Regions from separate parts of the Homo sapiens genome. Here region 2 is linked to region 1. The links are chromatin contacts, found by Hi-C or POLR2A ChIA-PET in ENCODE. All regions are on one chromosome and are shown on one strand. Each heading gives the region's core, a stretch centred on a gene start or an enhancer-like site at or near the end of the contact. The rest is flanking DNA. Distances are from core to core; before and after follow the strand shown.

Evidence for each region. Hi-C counts contacts between places; a loop is a spot of excess contacts on that map. ChIA-PET counts read pairs that join two places held with the same protein, here RNA polymerase II (POLR2A). Pooled maps may share reads with other maps.
Region 2: a map of gastrocnemius medialis shows a loop between it and region 1 (6-fold over the local background). The contact joins two enhancer-like sites. A Hi-C loop is called at or near these places in 22 of 168 maps with a recorded cell type or tissue (Caco-2, GM11168, GM12878 and 14 more), 4 of 37 single-sample maps with no recorded cell type and 7 of 50 pooled maps. POLR2A ChIA-PET finds 5 or more read pairs at or near these places in 3 of 52 experiments (Caco-2, OCI-LY7 and T-cell).

The regions. Positions count from the first base shown.
Region 1 is chr7:116,269,835-116,273,614 of GRCh38, forward strand. No RefSeq gene overlaps it. Among named protein-coding and RNA genes, the nearest start is that of TES, 61 kb to the left of the region's middle. Within about 2 kb of position 2,322, at least 19 of the 41 ENCODE cell types and tissues checked have a DNase peak (open chromatin) inside an H3K27ac peak, as active enhancers do; they include gastrocnemius medialis, psoas muscle, thyroid gland and 1 more, where a contact is called at or near this core.
Region 2 is chr7:116,801,333-116,804,949 of GRCh38, forward strand. No RefSeq gene overlaps it. Among named protein-coding and RNA genes, the nearest start is that of CAPZA2, 59 kb to the right of the region's middle. Within about 2 kb of position 1,584, at least 11 of the 41 ENCODE cell types and tissues checked have a DNase peak (open chromatin) inside an H3K27ac peak, as active enhancers do; they include gastrocnemius medialis, psoas muscle, thyroid gland and 1 more, where a contact is called at or near this core.

The DNA.
Region 1 (3,780 bases), core at 1,072-3,571:
GTATTCGTAATTAGTGACTTACCTGATTTATTACTTTTTTGTCAAATTTTTAAATAAATTACTTCTATTTAATTGCAACTGATAAAATTTAGGTAAGATACCTTTGAATAATTTATGTGTTTGTAAGAGAGAATTGTAAGGAAGGAGATAAGAGTACTGGCAGCTCTGCTTGACAAAGTCATATAGTACATTCTTTTTTATCCCACACACATTTTCTCTCTTTTCCCTTGGTCCAAACAAAGTTCTGAGGATGGGTGTGAAATGGGAGCAAGGAAGAGAGGAGCTGGAAGACAGCATAGGTCCGCAGCAACATGAGGTGCTTTCATTTTGAATTGGTTTTCCATGTCATGCTCCTTTTTTCACCAAATGGCACAGCACTCAGCATTTGCCTCTACTGGGAAATACCATATGCTGTTTTGCAAAATCCGTAAGGTAATGAACTATGAAACACTATTATGAATTATCATCACCACTCAATCTTTATTAAGCACTCCCTTCTGCCCATTCCAATGGCTGGCATAAGATGGCAAACATGGCAGGTGAAGCCCCTGCCTTAAAGGGTGGCACCTCAGAGGGAAGATTCAGTATTCTCATCGAAGGCTGAGATGGGTTCTTGATTCTTAACTTATAAAATGAAATGGAATTTCTATGACTTATTCCCATCCAGAAGAACTTTGCAGGATAATTATAGAACCTTTTCCAAAGTACTTATAGATTTTACAAATAGGAGAGGAAAAAACATTAGAATGACCTCTTTATCATCTCTTGCATGCATGTGTGAGCGAGTGAGTTGTGTGTGTGTGATCGAGTGTGTGTGCAAGTGTGTGTGAGCGTGTGTGAGCAGTGTGCATGTGTGAGAGCAAGCGAGTGTGTGTGTGTGTTAGGGCAAGTATTATCATATGAGAGTAAATTTACTGGAAAACTTTTAAAGATAAAGTTTATTCTTACTCTGTTCTATTTAAAATTTTCTTAGCATTATTTCAAAAAGTGGCTCTAGTCAATGTTATATCTACTTTATACATACAAACTCAGTTAATCCTCACAACGACCCTTCGAGGTAGGTACTTTATCATTTTACAGATAGAATAACTGAGGGCAGTAGAATTATTATGATTATGTAATTTGGAAAGCCACCAAGCTAAGAAGTAAAAGACCTGGAATTCACACCCTGACAATCAAGGCCTAAAGTGTGAATTTGTGTTCACCATGACATACTTAATACTGAATGTATATCTTCTTCCCTTTCATATGAACTATGTCAGGTCACGATGTCAGCACCACATAGAAATAGTTTTCTTTTGCTTGCTTGCCCTTTCACAGAGATTTCTTCCATGTGCCTTTGCAGCTTCCAAAAGCTGTAGCCTGTTCTTTGAGAAAGCTCTTCTCTCCTTAAGGAGTTGCTCCACATCGGATTGATTCTGGGCCATGCATCATGTCAGCTTGCAAAAGACAAAACCCTTTCTGTTTCTAAAGAAATTTCTCATATTTTGAAATGAAAGCAAGAATTGCTCTGCCGAGGTGCCAAGGGCAACATACTTCCATTACGAAGTGTTTCTAACAAAATGTTTTGGAGATTTTAAAGGGGCAGCTTTCTAAATATCCCAGGCATCTGCAAACAACCAGACATGCAGGCCCGCTTTTCAGCCCAAACATTGTTTCTGGGTTGTATCATTTTTTTTTCCTGAAAGTCAGCACAGCTGTTGCAATGCCCCTTTATCAATTGTCCAATGATCCCAACAATTTTTTTTCCAAGAGTGAATAATCAAAATGGTATTACAGGTCTTTGATTTTGAAATATATGCACTGTTAATATAATTTTGGCCTTCTTTAGCAGAATTTCAAAGGGGAACCAAAGGTTTATATTTATAAAGTTTATAATCATTCCACAAAGTTCAAGACATTTGGCAGTGCTTGGGAAACTTAAAAACAGTAATAAAAGGTTACTGCGAGGAATTCAAAGCTGCCTTGTATGGTAATGCTGATTCAAGCCACCACATACTGCAGCATTAGAAGTTTAGCTGTGATTTGGGGGTTGGATCAGAACTATGCAGCTGTAGAGATATTTAAATGGCTTACCCATTAACAACAAAGAAAGCACTTTGGAAAATTTACAATTAATATCTCCGCTTTGAAAACACATTAGGAGTATGCGGGGGGAGAAAATCATGCATTCTTAGCCTGATTTACTAAGCATCTATCAGCCTCCTTGACTGTTCTCAAGCACCAACCTTGCCTTGCAATTGTAAACTGTGCACTTTTGCCAACCTGGAATGCACACTCTGTCCCTGCCCAGCTCCAGATCATTCTGCATCTGTGCTTGCTCAAACTCTGGTAACCCAAGCTCTTCATTTGTTGGCAGCTGGTAAAAGGGGTTTCCTTATGAGTCACAGTGTGGAGGGAGGCTGAGTAATATACCCTATCCTGTGCTACAATCTGTATGGAATGTATTTGAAATAAAACTAAACTTAGAGTTTAGTTCGACATCTGATTTCAAACACATTCTTGAAAAATTGGAGTGCAATAGGGAAAAAATCACCATGTCTCTCCTGCTACGGAAAGCTTACTCCCCTACAACTGTCTCCAAAGGGACAGAAACTAAATTGCACTCATTCAGGCTCTGAGGTCTCTGATGAGGAAAGAGTCCACAGCTTGGCTTTTTTAGATGATCCTGCTTTCCTGTTATGGCAATGAAGTAGCTAGTCCCATGGCGAAGGAAAGTGGGAAAATGAAGTTGACAATGCACAAGTGTCACAGGCTAAGGCTTTTGTCAATGTTGTTTAACAAATGTAAGCATCTGACAGATCACATCTTTAACTGAAAGAAGGTAAAGAATATTACAAGACAAAGTGTGTTTACAAAAGTCATAGATGATGCAAGAACACTGTTTATCACCATATATTCACCTGTTTACAGTAAGTTCAGGAAAATGGGTTTTCTTACTATTAAATGCAGTAACATGCATTTATCTAGAAAAATAAATTAAGACTATCAAGGTCTAAATATAATTTCAAAAAAACTAGACACACTGTACTAACCAAATATTATATTTTTTTCTTTTTAAATATCATTAGATACCCAAATATCTGAAATGAAAAAAAGATTAGTGACGACATACTGAATGAACGGAAAAACTGGAAAATTTGTGGCTAGAAATTTAGAATTATACTATAAGCTAGATGTATCAAACTCACATATTCTTCCAAATTAGAGAATTAGTTATGCTTCAGAAATATAAAATACATATATGCCAGAAAGTTTGCTCTGTTTACTAAGCAATAAAATAATCATATCTTCTTAATTAATGAATCTTATAAAGTAAATGAAATGGAAATATGTCTGTTACCTGCTGCTTTTGACTAATATTCAAATAAAATAATCAAGTTATTTCCTTCTTATAATTTGTAACACACATTTCTAAATACAGGTGAGTTGCATGAGAAAAGGGGATTGAAAAATAAAAATTTCTATTTGGTTACTTGTAATTTGGGCTTGATACAAAAATTCCTTCAGTACCAACAATCTGATATGGTCACCAGGTATAGCCGATGTTAACAAATCCACCAGATTAAATCAGTATGTAGAAAATGTCAAGTCTGTGTTTACTCAGTTATTCAATAGTCAACACTCAGAGCTTACCAAATACCGTGATATTTACAAGGCATATAAGAAGCTCACCAAGTGAGGACAGAGGCAGACATGCAAACAAGTAACTGTCAAACACAAACTGAATGTTTGTGTCCCCTCAAAATTCGTATGCCAAAATCCTCACCCCTAAGGTGA
Region 2 (3,617 bases), core at 334-2,833, 530 kb after region 1:
TTCAGGACTATCTCAATTCCTTATCTATCAAAGAATTGGAAAGAACTTCAGTCATAAACCAATGAAATATTTCAGTTGGTGAATTGAAGGTAATAAAATGGATGCTTGCCCAAACTGTCCTTTGTTGTAAATTATTCCAGAGAACTAGATTACGTCAGCCAAAGATATTGATCACAATGCTGAGAGGTTTATAACTACTATTAACTTACCATGTGACCCCAGGGCAGAAATCTAGGAAAATTGCAAAAGCATATCTACTGTAATGAAAAGCCCATCATTAATAGGACTTACTATCTTGTCATCCAACTAGTACTATGTTGGCTTCAAGGCAAATATTTAACAAACATTTGAAACAGAAAGCACTTCTGTCTTCTCCCTTTTATCTTCCATTGATGTTCCCGAGCTATTCTGATGAATGTGTTTTTGTTCTTATCAATAAAACATGTAGGTTAAAATAAGTGAATATATTTATAATTATTAGCCTATATAAATTAGCATCCAAATATTGAAATAGCTCCTACTCCTTTATTATTACTATCATTATTTTAATAAGGAGTTAGCTCCTCATGTAGACCAGTTTAGAATACGGCTCAAGTCCAATTCTCCTGCGTAGTTAAACCCTACCTGGTTAAGCATTCTGAAAACTAGTTACTCTTTTTTTTTTCTTTTTTTGAGATGGAGTCTCTCTCTGTCACCCAGGCTGGAGTGCAGTGGTTCAATCTCGGCTCACTGCAACCACCACCTCCTGGGTTCAAGTGATTCTCCTGCCTCAACCTCCCAAGTAGCTGGAATTACAGGCATGCATCACCACACCCAGCTAATTTTTGTATTTTCAGTAGAGATGGGATTTCGCCATGTTGGCCAGGCTGATCTCCAGTTCCTGGCCTCAAATGATTGCCACCTCAGCCTTCCAAAGTGCTGGGATTACAGGTGTGAGCCACCACACCCGGTGGAAAACGAGGTACTCTTAGAGAAGCAATTCTGAGATGAAAATGGCCATATTTAGAATGCATAAACAGACATCTCTGATTTAAATTAACTACTAATTTAACGTTATTTTTGAAGCACTGGGCCCAAATTACAATGAGAATTAATTCTTATTCCTTTCTTGAAAAGAAGCCCTTTGTCTTTGTGCATTCAATTTTTCACTGTCACATGAGTACATTCTTTTCACCGCATGAGTCCCAGGCTGGCAGAAACATCCACTAATCCTTAGACCTCTTGGCTGGAACGACAAAAATGCATAAAATCTTACCAGGCCAAAAGAGATCAACTTTAAAAATCTTTGGCATCCAAACATGTCAGAACTGTTTTTCGCTGGTTCTGCAAACCATTTGTGTTCTTCATTTATGGTCCAGGGGATCTGTAATGTCAGTTCCTACTTTTATTGGGCAGCCTGGAATTTTTAAGCACCATATTTCCTTTACCTTTCTTGGTGGTTTATAATTTTCACCGCTGTTTTTACGAGTTTTCTTCTCTATGTCTCTAAGCCTAAGTGTGGAGATGTGGTAATAGACAGCCTGCTCTTTGCCAATCAAAGCCCTTACTTTGACGTTGGCCACTTTGTTCCTGTGACATCTGCTCTTTCCATTATAGACAAACTGGGGCTTTCCTTCTGCAGAACTGTGACTAAACAACCACCATATTCATCAGTGGCAACAATTCTTGTAAACAAGAAACGCTGAATACAAAGGCTTTGTGAAATCCTGCCCCCAAGAGGCCACATGTCTAAAGTCAGTCACGTGGTCCTCAGAAATGATTTTAGAAGTCTCAGTAAAGAAAAATTACAGAGACACTCAAATATCCTAGTGTGATACTGCTGTAAAACTTCTTCTAATTTTTTGTTAAGCTGTGAGAAAGGGCCTATGGAAACACCTGGATGAAGCAGCAAATCACTGTCCCAAAGTCACTAAAAATCATATTTCAGAAAGGAAATATCTAGCGTTAAAACAACATAGATGCATTTTTGAAAACAAATTGAATTGAGAAAAATAATAATGATAACAATAATGATCTAATCCCAGGACATGTCACAGGAATTAATGACTGACTAAAAGCTAATGGTCTAAGGTAATGCTCTCAGGAATTAGTCTTGCTTATTGAACTGCTATTGTTTTAGTAAACGAATGCTTAAACTGACAGAAAGTAAAAAATCAGGGCTGCCATTATGGAGCCTGGTTGATTCAAAGTGGGGCAGGGGGAGAAGCTAAAGCAAAAAAAAAAAAAATGCATCATTTGATCATTTGCTGTTCTTACTCAATTTTTTAAGTTCGTTTGTCGTTCACAAATTATAGATTCTTTATCATTTTTTTCTTTCATGTATCTGTATGTACTTTTACTTTTGTACTTTAAGGATGTGTTTACTTATGCATTGTTTTATTGACAGAGAAGTAATCTGATAATAAAAATGCAACTCCCTCTAGTGTAGGCATATCAAAGATCTAACATTCTGTTTGCCTAGAATCGTTTTATTTTAAATACTCTGATCTGAAGAAAATGTGGATCCTCGGCCGGGCGCAGTGGTTCACGCCTGTAATCCCAGCACTTTGGGAGGCCGAGGTGGGTGGATCACCTGAGGTCAGGAGTTTGAGACCAGCCTGGCCAACATGGTGAAACCCTGTCTCCTACTAAAAATACAAACATTGGCTGGGCGTGGTGGCGGGTGCCTGTCTGTAATCCTAGCTACTCAGGAGGCTGAGGCACGAGAATCGCTTGAACCCCGGAGGCAGAGGTTGCAGTGAGCCGAGATTGCACCGCTGCACTCCAGCTCGGGCAACAGAGTGAGACTTTGTCTCAAAACAAAAAAAACAAAACAAAAAAAAAGAAGTGGATCTTCCATGTGGGCTTTAGAATAGTGCCTCAAAATTATACTTCACTTAGAACTTATTACTCAACATCTTATTTCAAGAGTATTCTAACAGCTGACTTCTTGATTCTACCTTTCCGTATTGCCTCTTCCTTATAACCCCAAAACAGCTACCAAAATTATATATCTGATCACTTCACTTTCCTGCTTAAAAACCTATGCCCATTCCTAGATGTTCTCTGTGCAGATCCTTTGTTGTTTCATTTTGTTTATTTTTATTATAAAATATATTTTTGAGGAAAAAATTTTAAATTGGACAAAAAGATATAAAGTGAACAGGAAATATCCTCCGACCACTTTCTCTCCCCCTCCATCCTCACTCCCCATGGGTAGCTAATATTAATGCACTTTTTCAGAAATGTTCCACTCTGCATCAGTGGAACTGAACTAAACCAGACACTTTAGTACATCCTTCAATAACCTTTGTCTTATTGACCGAACTATGACTCGGCACACCCTTCCCCAGTCAAGAATATTGTTCTTCTACCTCTGTGACTTTGAACTCTCAACAGAAATATCCCCCTTTGGGGTATGAGCCATATAAACAGGGCTAGACCAAGCTCTGTGAACTACCCCCTCCCCCACTGACTTATAATTTGATATTGCTTCAAACCAGTATCCTTTACCTTTGTTTTGCTCAACTTTTATTTAAATGGAGAGGAGATTAAAATGATTTTCTCTTAATAAAAAATTAAAGAAAGAGATTCACTTGTTTCTATTTGCCAAAGCAGAATAAATATATTTTTAATCA